4 separate regions of the Homo sapiens genome follow, and regions 1, 2 and 4 are each linked to region 3. Evidence: read pairs that join two places in POLR2A ChIA-PET (ENCODE). Cell type or tissue: HepG2. All regions are shown on one strand. Links, peaks and the distances in the headings refer to the core of each region. The heading gives the core; the rest is flanking DNA.

Region 1 (4,706 bases), core at 206-4,205, 53 kb after region 3:
CCACAGAGTGATAGGTGTTTCCTGCATTTTCTGTGAGTGTCATGAAACCATGTCTAACAGAAGATGGGAGACTTTCCCTCATTAATCTGATGGAGCCCACATGTGATTCGACCTTCCTGAAATTTTAATGGCCTGTCCACACCAAGCCCAAGGTACTGTTACACACCATGGAATGTGGGTCACTAGGAGGACCATATGCTTAGTTGTATTACTTTTATATCTTCTAAACTAAACCAAGAGTCAAATGCTCACTGAAGATGACTGAGCACAGTATGTGAAAAGAGTAAGGAGAGCCCTGCTATTTCTGCAGGTGCCCATGCACTAAATACACAGCCCTGGGGCTTACAGCAGTTGTATTAGAGTTGGAAATATGCCATGTTGAACACCCTCAATGCCAGGGTCAATCTTGTGGCAGTGGTTCCTGGGTTCTATCTGGGGCCTTACTTTTAATCTATAAGAGTTGTCAGGCTAAAGTGGCAGTTCTCTAGGTGGGATGCCTTAAGTGATCATGCATTTATTAAGTATTCACTGAGTACATTTGGGATCCAAGGTTCTGTGTCTGGTTCCACAAGGGACACTTTGAGTGCCTCTCCGGAAACTCCCTGTGTAACAGATGTAAAATTCCATTCAATATCTAAGAGGTAGACCTCAAGGGAATTTCTCAAGTTTTTTTGGAGTGGTGAATAAAGTGAACATAGGCTCTTGCCTGTTCTTGGTGTTTATCAGAGAACAACAGAGGGTGCACCAGGGGTGGGGCTGTTATTGCTCTGGTAATGAATTTATCATTATTGGATTGGGTGCTAAGCAGACAGATGAGACACCACAGGCTGTGCAAGCCAAGTTGATTAGGGGGCCTACAGAGTAACTTGAGATACAGAAAGCGGTCCCAAGCCCTTTCTCCAGATGTGTCATCAGAGTACTATCTGGTGTTATTTGTTCTTTCTCTTTCTCTGTCTCTTTCTCTTTTCTTTCCCTCTTCCTCCCTATTTTTATCCTTCTTCCTTTCTTCAAGGAGTCTTCACAAGTATCTCATTTTATTCTCTAAACTTCCTGTTAATCCTCAGTGACTCCCGTTCTCTGAGTCCTGAATTCCTCATTTGCAGTTGAGGGGCTTTCTCTTAAGTCATATCCACCTTTTTCAGAGCAGGGGCCCGTGATGGCTTAGCCCAAGTGGGAGGCTGCCTGATTCCATCCCACACTGAATCTGAGCAGCATTCTCAGACACCAGCAAGCACCACCAGGTCGGAAGGAGGAGACCCACGAGGGAGCCGGAAGGACCATATGCCAGGATGTCCCATCTTAGTGTTACTAGTCTGTGTGATTTTGCCAGAGGTGGGGAACAACAGCAGCAACAGTAACAACAAAAACATTTCACCCTACTGCTTTGAGGCATTTTTAAAATACCTTGGATTTTGATGTTATGAAAGGAAGAAACAACATTTCTGTATTTATCAAAGGGGGTCAATACTTGGAGAAAAGAATAAATCGTTGCCATGCAACTCTCTTCTCCCCATCCCAACCTGCCCCAGGCTGATGTCTCAGGTAACCTCGACCACAGTGACCGCCATTCCTTGACATCTTGTCCTAGGTCCTGCACAAACATTCCTAGGAGCAGGAGCTCAGTTTTCCTAGGCAAGTGTTTGACCCAGGTGACTATGCATTTCCTAAGTTTAAAGGCTGATTCTTTTCACTCTCCTAAATCTCCCTCAGCCCTCGGCATGAGACTTTACACAAAAGGGAGATTTTTTTTCAACCTCTTTATAGCCGCTGCTTTTTAACCAATCAAATTTTGTGACAAAGGCAATTATACTCTTATTTCCCAGGGAAAATGTGCCCAGACACATAAGCCAACAACACCCACAGGCATTCACGCAAATATATGCATAGATGCCCAGAATGTCCACATAGACAGTCACAGGGAGGTGCACACAAGGATAGTGGGTTTATACATGGACACATGGACCCAGAAACAGATACCTCCCTGGGCTGTGCACACATCATACCCCACCCTTGCTGACATCACTGCCTTTGCTCAGAGCTCCTGGCTCTGCAGTTTGGGCTCAGTTCCTTCAGGCTGGAACCCAGCAGGACCCAGCCTGGGCTGGCTGGGCTGAGCTGTACTGGACAAGATGGGGCAGGGCAGGGCCAGCCAGGGCAAAGCCACAGATGAGCTCAGGTGTCAGACTCCGCCCAAGTGGGAGCTTCCTGAGTCCAGGATGACTCAGGCCCTGCCATACTCGGGTTACTCCAGCTTAACCGCCCTGAAATGGCCTTGCAGCCCCACTGACCACACCGTTCCTCCCCAGCTTTCCAGTGGCCAGATGTGTGGTATACATTTCACCCTAAGCCAAACACAGGGGCTTGCCCAGCCAAAAGGAACTAGAATCTGTGTGCCACTTCAAGACTCCAGAGAAGGGAGCCCTCAGTGTTTCTGCCTTGGCCAAAGGCTCCTAGGAAGCTGCCTCAAGGTTCTTTCAGGACTGGTTCTGGAGCAGGGACCCAACTGCCCAACTAATTTTTGAATTTTTTGCAGGGGCAAGGTTTCACTATGTGCACTTGTGGGTGCACAAGGGATGATTATGCATGGTAGTAACTCTAGCATCCTTTGATGCCTGGGCAAACAGAATGGCTTCCACTTTTATAAGTCCCAGGAACTCTCAGGTGTCCACATTTGGATCCAGGCAGGTTCTTTATCCATGGTGTGAGTGATTTTCATCGTTTCACATCACAAGCACTTAGAGGCCACTTGCCCTGTGGCTGGCTCGGCACTTGCTCAGACCGGGCCTTCTTCCTGGGAAGTTAAGTTTGGCTTGGGGAGTTTGGCAATCAGAAGAGTAAAGCAGCAAAAATAACAAAGGCCTGAACTTCAAACAGAGGGGGAATCAACTCCTGTGTATACCTCCAACTAGCCGTGTGACCAGAAAGTTACCCTAAGGCTCACTTAGCCCCCATTCTGTTCTCAGCTGTAAAGTGGGAAAATCTATTTAATCTATTTAACACAGCTTCTCTGAGAATTGTATGAGTTCTGTATATGATAACAATAGTGATAATGACAGATAGAATGGTTATTTCTTATTGAATGTTAACAATATAAAGAAATTGGACCAAACTTGGCAACATTTATGACTCTCCTCTGAGGTAACTTTTATTTTTATCCTGTTTAACTGTAGCTGCATTGGAATAATTTGTCAATAAAGTATGGGAAGATGAAGACAGAACTCCATGAGGTATTTAAATTTTACCAGAGGCTCTTGAACAGGAAAATGCTTACAGTTCTCAATGAGTGAATCTCAAATGATGAAATTTTATACAACATGATAGGGAGAAAGGAAGACAATTTTTTTAATGAGACAGTATCACTCTGTCACCCAGGCTGGTATGCAGTGGCACGATCATAGCTCACTGAAACTTCAAATTCCTGGACTCCAGTGATCCTCCTTCTTCAGCCTCCCAAGTAGCTAGGACCACAGGTGCATGCTACCATGCCCAACTAATTTTTGAATTTTTTGCAGGGACAAGCTTTCACTATGTTGTCCAGGCTGGTCTCAAACTCTTGGCCTCAAGCAATCCTCCTGCCTCTCCAGAGCATGTGGTTTGCGGGACTTGCCTCAGATACTTCAGGGGCAATCAGAAACTGGTTGAAGCTGAACAGAGTAACCAATCTCACTGGTGCAAGTGACTGGTTCAGAAATGGATCCATCATCCTGCCTGGAAGTCAAATCCCGGGCTTTATATTGTTGTGAAAATAATCTTATCCTTGTTCTGGACTTAAAGTGGGAGTATGTGTATTCAGAAACTACTGATCTTGTAATCATTAAAAGAGAGTCTGACCAAGAAAGAAGCCAGCTTACAGGGTTTTATGTTAGATGGGGGTGAAAGAAACTGAGTCACAGAGACACCAGTTGAACCCATGGTTCAGCCTTGCCTAAAGCTAGACCTACAGTTGGATGTTTCGGTTACATTAAGCAATAAAATTCCTATGTAGATTTGGGCCAGGTTTTATAATTCTTGAAATCCAAAATTTCCAACTGATGCAATTTTTGGAGCCTTTGCATGGACTAAAACTGATCTTGAATTTTCATATAGTATAGCCGAGCTGGATGGATTACAGGATAGATGGGGCCAGGGCAGGAGCAGTGGCTCATGCCTGTAATTCTAGCACATTGGGAGGCTGAGGTGGGAGGACAGCTTGAGCCCAGGAGTTCAAAACTAGCCTGGGCAACAGAGTGAGACCTCACCTTGTTTTATATATATATAAATATATATATGGATAGATGGATGGATGGAAGAATAAATTAAAATGTGAATGAATGAATAATGGAAAGCAGGACTTTTGTTAAACTTTCTATATTGTGTTTTGTTAAACACAATAACAAGTATTGTGTTAGATTCTTTATATGACATTGCCAATGATGTAGACCAAAAACATATCTTGTTTATTCCTCATAGCAATTCTGCAAGACAATTATTGGCATCATTATCAAAGATGAAGAAATTGCAGTTTGAGGAGAGTGAGAGATAAAGTCAAACAACTGATACATAGAAATCAAAGGATTAGTGCAATATCTGTCATATGCCAAAGCCTGTAAGCCTCCTACAGTGCCCCCTGCCTTTTCTGAGCCTCAGCTTTCTTATCCGTAAAATGGCATTGATAATACTTCTTTCCTAATGTTAATTGAACAAAAGAAGGTAGGTGAGTGTGTGTA
Region 2 (4,706 bases), core at 311-4,310, 220 kb before region 3:
GAAATGAGAGGAGGGTTAGACTCCACTCTTCTAACTTAATTCTCCCAATCTCCCTGAACACTCCCAGTGGGTCATCCCTCAGCAACTGTGGATGCAGTACAGACCCAGGGAGCAGCATCCCGTGTTTCTTCTGGATCAGCTCCTTATTCTTCATCAAAACTCTAAGACCCAAACTCTCAGGTAAGTAAAAAAGACCAAGAGAGGAAAGATGAGCCCCATCCTGGTGAAATAGTGACATGAATATATATATATATATATATATACACACATATATATATGCTCATAAGTATATATATGTATGCTCATAAGTATATATATATGCTCATAAGTATATATATATGTTCATATATATATTCATGTCACTGTTTCATCAGGAAGGGGCTCATCTTTCCTCTCTTGGTCTTTTTTATATATATGTTCATATATACACGTTCATATATATTACGTTCATATATACACGTTCATATATATACATTCATATATATATGTTCATATATATACGTTCATATATTTATACGTTCATATATGTGTTCATATATATGTTCATATATATGTGTTCATATATATATATTCTTTGGGACATGAATGTATATATATTCCCAAAGAACAGCATAATCTCTCTAAAATGATTTAGCATGTCATCTACAATGTGAAATAAAATCTCAGAAGGACATAGTTGGAAAACTATAGGAGGCAAAGGTACAGTGACAAGAGGTGACACAGAAAATAGTGCTGGATATAGCTCCTTTTTTCTTATGAAAGAAAACAATAGAGGAGAACTTGATACTTACTCATCTCTATGTTACGAGCTGTTTCCAAGTATCCAACACACATTTTCTGTTGACTACTCATTACAGAACTGCCGGATGTATATTAAGCATAGCTTTTATTGCTGCAAGAGCTAAAGTTCAGAGAAATGAAAACTTGTGCTGAGATCTCACAGCAGACCCTGAGCATGCTGCTGGAGCTGGAGCCAGAGTCAATGGACATGTGGGTTGGAGTCATCCTTTATGTATTTTCTGGTCTCCAGCATGTTTCTCATTTGTAAAATGTAGATGATAATAGTGCACATGCCTGAATCTTTAATTCTTTTTTTCCTTTTGGCAGTTTTTGGAAAAACTCTATGCAGAAAAGTTGGTCCAATAAACCAAAATATGTTGAATAGATGTGTATTGGAGAGGCTGGTCTAGGACTCTTACATCTTATGAACTCTGTCTCAGGAGCAGAGACTGTGGGCCTTGGGATTTAGCCACTTATCACCACCAACTCATAAGAGACTTTGATGTGGAGGTCTTGAATCTGTAGTACAATTTAAAGTCTTTAAGACATTTTGTGACAGAGTTAGCCCTAATACTCATAAACTTTGAGGTCATGTGTCTCATGGAGTTGCGAGCTTCCATCAGTTAGCTGAAGGGAAATTTTCATGTTGCAATTTCAGCATCAGCAATCTTTTCCCTTGCAGAGGACCCTGCTCTTGATGCTTCTTTGCTTGTGTTGGGAATGTAGGACATGGGTGGAACAGTGAGCAGCTCACTGCCTGCGTCCATTTCTCCATGCAGAGCTCTTGCTGGGTGAACTAGAATTAGGACAAAAGGGTCTGCAAACAGCAATCTGTCATGAGTCTGAGTGAAAAGGAGAAAAAAGGGATCTGATTAGAAGAAACAAGTGGTGAGTTTTGTGTGTATCTTCTACATCAGTAGTTCTTCCGAGTCAGGCAGAGTTGTAGCCAGGGGAATGAATACTTGTTTAACTTAGTACAAGTTTACCTGAGATTAAGGGCAAGTTGAATACAGCCAGTATCTTTTGTTCCAATATTGACTTAGTCTTGTTGTCACAAATCAGCTATTGATATTTGGTGTCCCCATTAGTCTCAGGCAAGAGAGCTAATCCTTCTTTCATGTTTGTTTATATACCATATTTGGCCGGAGCTTGGGATGCACTTTTCACCTTGGTCTGCAAGTAGAGAGGCAAACACATGACCTCAGCACTTGAAGCCATCCTGGCTGGTCACTCTCTACTGTTTGTTTAATTTTGCTCCGACTCCAGCCTGCCTCCTAATCCCAGGTATTCGGACATGTTACAAAAAGAAAGAGACCCTGAGATCAAAGCACTGGTCACGATTTTACTAGGGGGCACCTCTGAAAGCACTTGTAGGCCTGTGTGCATGGAGTGCACTGTGATCTTTAGAAAATACTTTGCTCTCCAAATTGGGGCCAACAGATTTATCACCCTCTGGGCCCCAAAGCTCCAGGTCAGGCTAGGGTTATTTTTGTGTATTGTGTGCAAAGACATGGTAGTTCTTACAGAAACCTGAAGAGCAAATATTTAGAACATGCTTGAGGTATAAAAGAGACTTCTGAAAAGAAATTTTTATTTTAGCATTTCCTATAAAAAATAAGTTAACTTTATTGTCATCTGCTTGGGATCCTTGTCCTCTACAGATTTCTCTCTCAGCCACCAGTGTTGTAACGGTTCAAGATGATGGATGTTTTCGTCTTCTCTGTGGAATTTGAGTTTCTGCTCTGTGGCAGGCTAAATCTGTTACAAAGGAACTCTGAGGGACACTCTGATTGCTTTTATTAGTTGTATAAAGTACGTTTCAATAAAGGAGGGGTATCAACAAATGCAATATAAAAATATCTTTGTCTTATTCTGATTTTGTTGAAAAGGTGGTGATGATAATATGGTTTGAGACATGTCCGTTCATATCTGCAGCCTAGGGAATTGCTAGGTATACAGTACATCAATTTAGAGAACAGAATTTTGTAGACTTAAGTTCAAATCCTGACTTATTATCTATGTGACTTTGGGGAAGTTATTGTACCTTTTTTGGCTTCAATTTCAAAATCTATAAAGGGGAATAATATTGGTATTGACCTCATGGAGTTATTGGAAGCATAACAAATGTATATGAGATATTTCACATTGTATTATATTTTACATAGCATAGTCAATTAAGAGTTGCTTATTATTATTCACTCTTCGAGACCTGCATTTGCTCCTCACAGATGATCTTGACTTTTACTTTACAAAGGAGATTGAAGATCTACAGTATTTTTACCTCAAAACATCTCTGTATATCTATACATTAATTTTTAAAAAGTGTTAAAATCTTATATTTACTTTGTGCCAGGCTCTGTGTGAAGCCCTTTTCGCATATAGATCATTTACACTTATAGATATAGCCCTTTACGCATTTACAACCATGAGTCAATTCCATTTACCTTAAGAGAAAATTGAGGCTTAGCAAGGTTTATAATTTGCTGGTGTCATATTGTTCATATATGAACAAAAATCACCTAGTTCCAGAGCCTACCTTCCTATCCCTGGTGCCGTCGCACCTCCCTTCAGTGCATTAGAATTTGAGTTTTATCGATGATCATTTTGCGTATTCATTTTTTCCCTTTCTACTCATACTTTGACATCTTCCTAAATGAATGTTCAAATTTTCCTCAAATTCAATTAATCAATAAATTAACTAATTCTTCATTAAGCACTTATTTCTGAACTCTTCATTAAACATGTATTTAATAAAAGTCTTCATTAAACACTTATTTAATAAAAATCTTCATTAAACACTTATTTCTGAACTCTCTGTGGTGTGGTTTTTGTCCCACTGGCTGAGAAAGCAATCTCTCAATGGTCACAATTGAGTAGAAAAATCACTGTATATGAGCAAGAGAGTCTGTCAGGAGTCAGCTTGGAAGCTGTTACTATAGTCCAAGTGGGAGATGTTGGTAGCTAGGACTAAAGTATTCGTAGTAAAGATGGAGATGAATAGATGTATTTTATGATATTTTGGAAATATGAAAAAGTCATAAGGATGCACTAATTGATTTGATGCAGGAGGCAGGGGAAAGAAAAGGATAATGGTTGGCTCCTAATTTTTTGTTTTGAATAATTGGCGGATTATTTTGCTGTTTATGGGGAAGAGTAGGCTTTGAGTAGGTTTGGAAAACGTAGGAAAATTAGGTGTTTTGTTGTTTTGCTTTCTTCTGTGAGGGGGTTGTTGTGTGGATATATCAATGGATTGTAAAGGTCTAGAGCTCAGTGAAAAGTTGTCAACATGAAAATATGTGAAGCCATAGATGTGATCCCTTAGGACGAGGATGAGGACAGAGGAGAGAAGCCCCCCAGGAAAGAGTACCATCAGTTAGGAGCAAAGCAGAGAGGAAGGTAGCAATATGTAACAAATGTAATGGTCAGTGAGGCAAGAGGAAAATGATGAATGTTGTGCTGTCAGAAATTATATACACGTCCTTAAGATTTTTCTGAGCCTGTAATACTGGCAGAAGCTGCTATACTTTTATATACCCTGCCTCTACTGACTACAAGGCTTTCCTCCACTTCTCTGCTTGGCAAACTCTGATTTCTTCAAGACTTAGTTCAATTCCTCTGGAAGCCTACTTTGATTCCTTACCTCTCATTTCTTAGGCATTTCCACAGCACTGTGTCCCTACCTCTATCTTAGCCCCAATCATGGGGTACTTGGGATAGCATAATCAGTCTTAACTAAATCCCTGGTTCCATTAAGGTGAGCTCCTTGAAGGTAGTGACTGAGAGTTTTACTCTGAATCTCTAGCATTTGGCACAGTGTCTGTGGGAAAAGTATTTGACTATTGTTGGTTAAATAAATGTTTGTATAATAACTAGTTTCCCTTGTGAGCTTCGGTATTTAATTTCAAATATATAATGTCTACCTGAGA
Region 3 (4,706 bases), core at 277-4,276:
TTATCCAATTTGCCAGTCTGTGTCTTTTAACTGGGGGCATTTAGCCCATTTAAATTTAATGTTAATATTGTTATTTCTGAATTTGATCCTATCATTATTATGCTAGCTGGTTATTTTGTCCATTAGTTATGCAATTTCTTTACAATTTGGCATGTTTTTGCAGTGGTTGGTATTGGTTGTTCCTTTCTATGTTTAGTGCTTCCTTCAGGAGCTCTTGTAAGGCAGGCCTTGTAGTGACAAACATCTCTCAGCATTTGCTTGTCTATAAAGGATTTTATTTCTCTTTCACTTCTGAAGCTTAGTTTGGCTGGATATGAAATTCTGGTTTGAAAATTCTTTTCTTTAAGAATGTTGAATATTGGCCCCCACTCTCTTCTGGCTTGTAGGGTTTCTGCTGAGAGATCCGCTGTTAGTCTGATGGGCTTCCCTTTGTGGGTAATCCGATGTTTCTCTCTGGCTGCCCTTAACATTTTTTCCCTTCATTTCAACCTTGGTGAATCTGACAATTATGTGTCTTGGGGTTGCTCTTATCGAGGAGTATCTTTGTAGTGTTCTCTCTATTTCCTGAATTTGAATGTTGGCCTATCCTACTGGGTTGGGGAAGTTTTCCTGGATAATATCATGAAGAGTGTTTTCCAACCTGGTTCCATTCTCCCTGTCACTTTCAGGTACACCAATCAAAAGTAGATTTGGTCTTTTCACATAGTCCCATATTTCTTGGAGCCTTTGTTCATTGCTTTTCATTCTTTTTTCTCTAATCTTGTCTTCTTGCTTTATTTCATTAAGTTGTTCTTCAATCTCTTTTATCCTTTCTTCTGCCTGATCGATTTAGCTATTGATACTTGTGAATGCTTCACGAAGTTCTTGTGCTTTGTTTTTCAGCTCCATCAGGTCATTTACGTTCTTCTCTAAACCGGTTATTCTACTTAGCAATTCATCTGACCTTTTTTCAGGGTTCTTAGCTTCCTTGCATTGGGTTAGAACATGCTCCTTTAACTCGGAAGAGTTTGTTATTACCCACCTTCTGAAACCTACTTCTGTCAACTCATCAAACTCATTCTCTGTCCAGTTTTGTTCCCTTGCTGGCGAGGAGTTGTGATCCTTTGGAGGAGAAGCTGGTTTTTGGAATTTTCAGCCTTTTGGTGCTGGTTTCTCCCCATCTTCGTGGATTTATCTACCTTTGGTCTTTGATGTTGGCGACCTTTGTATGGGGTCTCTAACAGTCAGGCCCCTCTGCTGCAAGTCTGCTGCAGTTTTCTGGAGGTCCACTCCAGACCCTGTTTGCCTGGGTGTCACAAGCAGAGGCTGCAGAATAGCAAAGATTGTTGCCTGTTCTTTCCTCTGAAAGCTTTGTCCCAGAGGGGCACCTGCCAGATGTCAGCCAGAGCTCTCCTGTATGAGGTGTCTGTCAGCCCCTACTGGGAGTTGTCCCCCAGATAGGATACACGGGGGTCAGGGACCCACTTGAGGAGGCAGTCTGACCCTTAGCAGAGCTCAAAAGCTGTGCTGGGAGATCCATGCTCTCTTCAGAGCCAGCAGGCAGAAACATTTAAGTCTGCTGAAGCTGCACCCACAGCTGCCCCTTCTCCCAGGAGCTCTGTCCCAGGGAGATGGGGGTTTTATCTATAAGTCCCTGTCTGGGGATGCTGCCGTTTTTTCAGAGATGCCCTGCCCAGAGAGGCAGTCTGGCGGCAGTGGCCTTGCTGAGCTGCAGTGGGCTCCGCCCAGTTCAAACTTCCAGTTGTCTTTGTTTACACTATGAGAGTAAAACCACCTACTCAAGCCTCAGCAATGGCGGACACCCCTCCCCACACCAAGCTGGAGTGTCCCAGGTCGAGCTCAGACTGTTGTGCTGGCTACGAGAATTTCAAGTCAGTGGATCTTAGTTTGCTGGGCTCTGTGGGGGTGGGACCTGCCAAACCAGACCACTTGGCTCCCTGGCTTCAGCCCCCTTTCCAGGGGAGTGAACTATTCTGTCTTTCTGACATTCCAGGCACCACTGGGGTATGGGGAAAAAAAAAAAACAAAAACCTCCTGCAGCTAGTTCAGTGTCTGCCCAGAACAGTTGCCCAGTTTTGTGCTTGAAACCCAGGGCTCTGGTGGTGTAGACACCAGAGGGAATCTCCTGGTCTGCGGGTTGCGAAGACTATGGGAAAAGTGCAGTATCTGGGCCAGAGTGCTCCATTCCTCAGGCACAGTCCCTCACAGCTTCCCTTGGGTAGGGGAGAGAACTCCCCAACCCCTTGTGCTTCCAAGGTAAGGCAACGCCCCGCCCTGCTTTAGCTCACCCTCCATGGGCTACATCCACTGTCCAACCAGTCCCAATGAGATGAACTGGTTACCTCAGTTGGAAATGCAGAAATCATCTGCCTTCTGTGTTGATCTCACTGGGAGGTGCAGAGTGGACCTGTTCCTATTCGGCCATCTTGCCAGCAATCCATATTATTTCTTAAATACTTACTTGCATGAAAATCTAAAATTATCTCAAAATAATTTTAGTTTTTAAAAATGAGTCATTGAAAAATTTTTGAAAATCACCTTTCAAAAATTGGTTGAGATGAAGTAGCTACTTTGACAGACCAGTTCGGTGGTGCTGTTCTGAGAGTCTTTCATGGAAGTCTGCCTAAAGCCTTTCAAAGGTTTTCTAAGCACACAGTTCCCTGCATCACATTCCTTTTGCTTGAGACAGCTAGAGTGGGTGTTTGTTTGTTTTGTTATCGGCAACTGAACCCTCATGCTGATGCCCTGTGACTTCATAGTTCCATCACGGCTTTCTATCCAAGTGGGATGTCCTCAGTTTAAAAGTCTAAAACTGTCCAGAGATAGTTAGCTAAAGCATAGAACGGTCAGTGGGCCTCTCTCAGCTAGGACTCTCACAGGTATTGTCTGAAAGTGAAAGAAAAAGCAGGAAGAAACAATGGGGTCTTGGTTATGGGACATTTTTAATGATTTTGCTGGTGCAGAGATTGGGGTATTGATGAGAGTATAGGTTAAAAGTCCCAAGGAAACTTCAGGAAAACCTGAGCAGTGTTTCAAATTTCTAATACATTTAAACTCTTTGGAGTTTTAATGGAGACTTGCTCTTAGTGAAAAACTTGGTGAGATTGCATTGTGTTTCCCATAGGAAATTAAAAGCAGCTGAGAGATTTTTTTTGAGCTCCTATCTATCCTCCTCTCCATTTCTCAAAGGCTTAAGAAATTCCCCTCACAGTAAATAGAACAACATAGAAGTGTCCCGGACCCAAGGTGAATGAATTTGCTAGGCCATGGTCAGGTGCTATTGCAGCAACTGGAGTTGGGCAACGCGGCGCTCATGTTTAGAAAGGGTGAAGCCACAGCCACAGAGCTCTAGGGTAGAGCTGTCTTCTCAGTGGCCCTAGCCATCCTGTGCTCTGCTTCCTTTTCCCTTTCTCCCTACCCACCTTTCATCATCCTCAGAAGCCCATGTGTGTGAAAGGCAGCGGAGGAATGTGGGTGGGTTGACTTGTATAATTAAATCCATGTTGCCTTGTGTTCTTTAGAATTAATAAGGAATTCTTCCCATTGAAACTCACCATGACATCTTCCCTCTGACTCAGATTTCTTTTTTGCTTTTCTCTTCTTTCCTTGGCTAAAAGCATTAGACATGGGGCTATGGTTCAAATTAGCATCCTACATGTCTCTTCTGTCTGTCTTTGCTTAATTGAGCTTTTCTGTTCAGGGAAAAGTGTAGTTTGTTTATATTTCATTTTTCTTAAATTCCACTTATCTGTCTTTGTCCCTTTTCTTTCTTCTTTTAGAAAACTTAGGAAAAGAGAAAACAAGAGAGTTTTTCACCTTGCGTATGACTGTAAGGTTGGAGAAAGTGCACTGCTGGCCAAACCTTGACAATCCAGGTGTTGTTCTTTGAGGTTCTTTGTTCCCTGGATCTTCATATCCTGACACCAGGAAAACTGTGCTCTCATATACTTATCCGCTGAGGCCAGGAGAGCTGTGAGACGGGGAAAAATAGTGAACAAATGTTACTTCTACTTTCCTGGGTCATGTTGCGAAACACCTTTTTATTGGGGGTAATAATTTGACTTCATTTCCTTATAAAAGTGGATTTATGTGATGGATATGTGATATATATTTTTTGCCACCGTTTTTGCAGGATAGTGGTTGTATCAGTTAGGATTAGATTCACTGTGAATAACATAAACCCAAAATAACAGTGGCTTAAACCTGATAAAAATTTCTCTTTCTGCTCATGTTGAAAAACAGCTGTAGCTGTCCTGGGCTAGTGTGGTGGCTCCACTCCATGAAGGCTTTCTTGGAGACCCAAAAGAAAGCAGCTCAGGGTGTCACCCTCAGCTTCATGGTCCATGTCGGCAGTTATTATGTCATCTTCAGAACAATCTTACAAACCCTCTGGAAGAGTCCATCTCCCTCCTTTACCGGCTCCTGACTTTTGACCACATGGAAGGTCTCAGTTTACTTTCATTCATGAGATTTGGGGTCATGGCACATATTTGAGTCTGACCTGTGCTGCCTATCAGATGTGCAAATCTGGGCAAATCACTAAACTTCTATGCATCTATATTTTCATCATATGGAAAATTGAAATTATAACGTATAACTCAGAGCAGTATAGTATAAGGATAAAAGACAATATGTAAAGAAAAATTGGTCTGCTGATTAGCATGAAAATGAATATCATTTTACAGTTTTTAAGTTTCTTATTGAGC
Region 4 (4,706 bases), core at 340-4,339, 480 kb after region 3:
AGGTAGTGACCACTACATTTAAAATTCATAATCTACTAATTAGTCTTTGCCTGCTGAAAGCCATTAAAGTGGATATAAAGGATTGTTGGAGCCAAGAAATCAAAATTTCCCTCCAGGCCAAACAGTTATTTTAAAACGTTTTCTTTGTATAATTTACTTCTGTATCAGAAACTCTTCTTGTAGTTCTGGGAAAAAAGTGGCCATGAAATTATATAAAATGAATTAAATATATAAGAAAACAGATTTTTAGCTTGATGAAAATAAAAATTTTATGAAGTGCAATCTGTTAGGGCTACTTTACCATCAAATTTTTTTTTGAAACCAGATAACTTTAGCTCTTTTGAAAAATCGGATTCCAATATCAAAGGACAAAATTTACTGCAAATGAGGGCTACACACACAAGTTCCAAAAGTGAATATTTCCTGAAAGCTTCTATTTTGATTGGAATGACACTCAGTGGTGATTGCTTTATGCAACAGTCTCTATTTTGCAATCAAGTCTTATAAAACGAGATTTTCTGCTAAAGACTGAACAAGGTAAGTGGAAGCATAAAGCTGAACCGAAAGTCTGGACACAAGGCAAAGAGTTAGGGTGAGATCTAGAGAGTTGAAAATTATCTGCATATGTGGCCAATTTGTGTCACTGACTTTCCGGAAAATGGCTCTGTAGAGAGACAGGGCTAGAACATATAACAAGTTTAAAAGAAAAAGCCCAAGCTACTCTGTTTGGGTACAGAATTGAAACTAACAATGAAACCAGAGAAAAATGGAAAGATAATACTAGAACTGTATTAGTCCATTCTCACACTGCTATAAAGAAATACTTGAGACTGCGTAACTTATAAAGAAAAGAGGTTTGATTGGTTCAGCATTCTGCAGGCTGTACAGGAAGCATAGTGGCTTCTGCTCAGCTTCTGGGGAGGCCTCAGGAAACTTTCAGTCATGGTGGAAGGCGAAAGGGAAGCAGGCACGTCTTACATGGCCAGAGCAGGAGGAAAAGAGAGGGTGGGAGGTGCCACACACTTTTAAACAGCCAGATCTAGTAAGAACTCTATCACAAGAACAGCACCAAAAGGATGGAAAGGATGGTGCTAAATCATTCATGAAGGATCCACCCTCATGATCTAATCACCTTCTACCAGATCCCATCTCCAACATTGGAGATTACAATTGAACATGAGATGTGGGTGGGGACACAGATCCAATCCAAAAAAAAAAAAAAAAAGAAAAAAGAGGGGGAAAGAAAATATATGAGATCCAAGCAAAAGGTCCAAATAAACAAGTGTTTATAATCAGAGTTCTTGTAAAGCACTCTGATAATTTCATACATTACTATAGCCTTATATTTTAAACATTATCTGGCTCTACTGAAGTCACAGCCCACGGAGTGGGACTGACAAATATACCAGCTATCGGGGTTATGTAAACAACCTTCAGTGCACTCTGTAGCCTAATTTACTGTCATAAACATTGTGGGAAGCAGAAATCTCTATGGCAGCTTGGTGTGGATATTCTCACTGTCAGCAGGGAAAATTCATTGCCTTCTCACAATGCTGAGACTCCAACAGCATTTACCAAGACAGATGACTTGGTGACAGACACACAGGCCGAAAGTTAATATTTAGCTCAGTGAGATGAAACATGAGAACATCAGAATTGTGCCCCTGGGCCAGTCCCTTGATTCTGCAGTCCAACTGACTGTCTCTGATGATGACCCCAAGAGTGAGTCCTGGAGGGCCAGCATGTCACATTCAGTATCAGCCTCAGAGGTCAGGGAAAGGTTCGATCACTCTGGCTTCCCTTAATAATCCATGCTATACCTATCATCTCCGAATGGATTGTAAGCACTTTGCAATCTACTTGTATTTTAGCCAGTACCACCTTTGAGGCTAAATGAGTTCCAGAAGTGTATTTACCTCCCTCTGCTGAAATAATACACACCTTACATTTATTCTAAACTTGCCATTCTTGAATATTCAATATTTGCATTTGTTAAACAAGCCTCAACTTATCCTCTCCATTCAATCATGACTTGGTAAACTTTGATTCTGTCCAAACACAGTCTTATCTTTCTCAATGAAAGGTCTTTTGTTTGGGACTGTATTTATATAGCTATCTCTTCTCCCACAACTTCCTCAATCTGTTAAATTGTCTTTCTGGATTAAAAAAAAAACAACACAGATCTTGATGATATAAGGTACCGTGCTCTCGGCCACAGCTCTCTTACCCTTTTTTATTTCTCTCTAGAATTGAAATTGAGTAACGTTTAACAGAAGGTGTCTGATTACAACAATGCCCTGGCTGTGAAGAGAACAAATTCAGAACTTTCTCCTAAGGAGAGAAGGAGCAAACTGTTACTCTCTTGTCAAATCCAGTTTTCTTTTAATCTCTGATAATGTTTCACATTGAACCAATGCCTTTAATATGACTTAGTGCTTTAGGAAAATAGTATCACCTCAGGATATTTAGGTAACTAAACCAGCAGATCCAATAAGTGTTATCTTTCAGAGTCAGCCTTCTGAAGGAGGCTAGATGCACATGTGAATGACTTTGCCATAGCACAGAATGCGTCTGGATCATACTTCTGGAAATTCCTCTGGAACCACTGTGTAAATGAAGCTATCAGGAAATCTCATTGCTTTGTAATCATGCTTTACTTTTGACTAAAAAGTAAAAACACCGAGAGTTCAGAGTTCATTTTTCAGACTTGTTTCCAAATGAATTGACCTTTTGTAAAAATCCATGTTCAAAGTAAGTCACCATTGAGGGTTAGCCTTTCTTTCCAACCTTACCATAACCATCTCTATCAGCAACTATTCCTGGAAACCTACAGGAAGTAGGCTCTGTGCTGCAAAGAGATAGAGCAATCCATTAAATATGGTTCCTACTCTTAAAGAGATTACAGCCCAGGTGGAAGCAAAACACAGGTGTAATATGAAAAGCACTAGATGAAGTATAAGGTATGTGAGGCTTGAGAGGAGTCTGAGCTGAAACAGCCTTAGGAGAAGTCCTAATGAGGAATGGGACTTGTGCTCAGCACAAACGGACTGGGAAAGCTGAACGTGTATGGATATCCTTCACAGGCTGACTAATCACACAAAGTGCAATGACTAGTTTGACTAAAAGTAATGAGAGTGGGACATGAACTCCACTACTGACTTAAACCTTGCTTTAAACAAGTTATTTAACCTCTTGAGTTCTCTAATTTCTTATGGTACCTGCACTACTCGTTCAAAATGGCAGACTGAACACATGCGTTGACTTCCTTCCTTCCCCCAACCCACCTAAATGACAAAAAGCAGCGGCATGCAGTTATTTGACACCCAGATGCATCATCTTTTAATACTCCCTTTTTATGACAAAATTGCTTTCAGTACTAATCGTTATTTCATTAATTTGTTTCACAGTTTGAAACAAAGGTTTACTTTGTATACAAAAATTTTCATTTAAAAATACTTAGTGAAATAAATCATGTATGAACTAAAATTAGTACTTACCACAAAAATATTACAGCTATTTGGTCTGTTGATCATTGTTTTCAATTTAAACACAAATAAAACTCAAAATTATCAGATAAAATGAGATAATGGAAGTAATTCAAGTTCTGTTTCTTCTTTATCATCACTGCACTGTCATTGTTCATTTCAAATCTACTCTTTTCAACGCAAGCATAGGTAGCACCATAGGGATTGGAGATACAAATGCTTCCGAAAGTGAGCTTGAATGCTTCCAAATCTTTAAGAACTTACTCTTGAGACAAACATAGGTAGCTGAATCCCTTTGTGTTGAAGTCAATTATGTAACTGGAAGATTTCCAAGTTAGCCTCTCTGTAGAATCCAATGTTTGTTACAGAACAAGCAGTAAAAATTACGCTTATTTGTGTTGGGGTCAACCGTGTAACTGGGAAATTTCCAAATTAGCTTCACTGTAGAATTCAGTGTTGTTAAAGAATAAGCAGGCAGTAAAAACTGTGGTTTTTTTCTGATACACATATATATTATTAAAACTCTACAGTAACCAAAGCAATTATTTAGAACTTAGATCAAAGAAAGTGGGTTTTTTGGTCGGGGGATTGGAGGAGGCCAGTTATCACTGACCTTGGTGATTATAAAAACCAGACTTCCTTTCAGTTGGTTTTATTATTGTGTTTAAATTCTCTACCAGCAATACATCTCCTGTTGCTTGCACCCAGAGCTTTCCAGCTGCCCCATCTTTAGTATGCTATCACAGTAAAGTGCACAAGGATATAAAGCCATAAAAAAGCACCAAGAATGGGAGTTACAGCCATTTAGAAAATCTTGAACAACAGGCTTATACTGCCTACTAACACTGGATGCAGGAGGAGGCTCCAGCTCAGGAGGAAGACCACCACATAAGTTTTTCCCGTATAATATTTTGGAATAAGCAATGTAGAGAGCATGGGAGAAGGGGCAGAAATTGAGATGATGAGTAAAGAGCCACCTGTGGAATTCTGCTGGGTCAGGAGATAATCCCTTCTCCACTCTCTCTGCCCCGTGCCACAGCAGTGTCTTCCCCCATGAAGGCCTGGGAGATGCTCCCAAAGGAATTAAGCAACCTGCTTGGGAATAATTTGCACCTACATGAAAGTTGGTCCCTCAAAGCTGGCTCTCTTCGTTGTGGCCCAGCAAAGGGAGAGACAGGGCAGCTTGACTGAGGTGAAGCCTGGCAGTCAGCACACCCCGAA

What was found. ChIA-PET counts read pairs that join two places held together with the same protein. Peaks named below come from ENCODE experiments on the same cell type or tissue, not always from the same donor. Only the 100,000 strongest peaks of a DNase experiment are listed, where the experiment ranks them.
Region 1: POLR2A ChIA-PET joins it to region 3 with 8 read pairs; 4 of 35 experiments call an interaction of 5 or more read pairs at or near these places.
Region 2: POLR2A ChIA-PET joins it to region 3 with 12 read pairs; 1 of 35 experiments calls an interaction of 5 or more read pairs at or near these places.
Region 4: POLR2A ChIA-PET joins it to region 3 with 7 read pairs; 1 of 35 experiments calls an interaction of 5 or more read pairs at or near these places.

Annotation. Positions count from the first base shown.
Region 1 is chr2:19,071,578-19,076,283 of GRCh38, forward strand. All of the region lies in intron 5 of LOC105373456 (a long non-coding RNA gene), which reads left to right. It overlaps LOC124907739 (a long non-coding RNA gene), which reads left to right and starts at 4,258. Exons shown (of 2, transcript XR_007086236.1): 1 at 4,258-4,689. In HepG2, for the core only: no CTCF peak of the experiment used is centred there; a DNase peak (open chromatin) is centred at 2,194.
Region 2 is chr2:18,798,744-18,803,449 of GRCh38, forward strand. The region is part of intron 4 of LOC105373456 (a long non-coding RNA gene); the gene reads left to right. Among named protein-coding and RNA genes, the nearest start is that of NT5C1B-RDH14, 210 kb to the left of the region's middle. In HepG2, for the core only: no CTCF peak of the experiment used is centred there; a DNase peak (open chromatin) is centred at 1,968; H3K27me3 peaks cover 318 bases.
Region 3 is chr2:19,018,518-19,023,223 of GRCh38, forward strand. It overlaps LINC01376 (long intergenic non-protein coding RNA 1376), which reads right to left. Exons shown (of 4, transcript NR_135287.1): 2 at 3,817-3,970. The region is part of intron 5 of LOC105373456 (a long non-coding RNA gene); the gene reads left to right. Among named protein-coding and RNA genes, the nearest start is that of LINC01376, 6.1 kb to the right of the region's middle. In HepG2, for the core only: no CTCF peak of the experiment used is centred there; DNase peaks (open chromatin) are centred at 1,734, 2,694 and 3,304; H3K4me3 peaks cover 1,860 bases.
Region 4 is chr2:19,503,113-19,507,818 of GRCh38, forward strand. All of the region lies in intron 5 of LINC01808 (long intergenic non-protein coding RNA 1808), which reads left to right. Among named protein-coding and RNA genes, the nearest start is that of LINC01808, 37 kb to the left of the region's middle. In HepG2, for the core only: no CTCF peak of the experiment used is centred there; DNase peaks (open chromatin) are centred at 1,649, 2,049 and 2,679; H3K4me3 peaks cover 1,402 bases.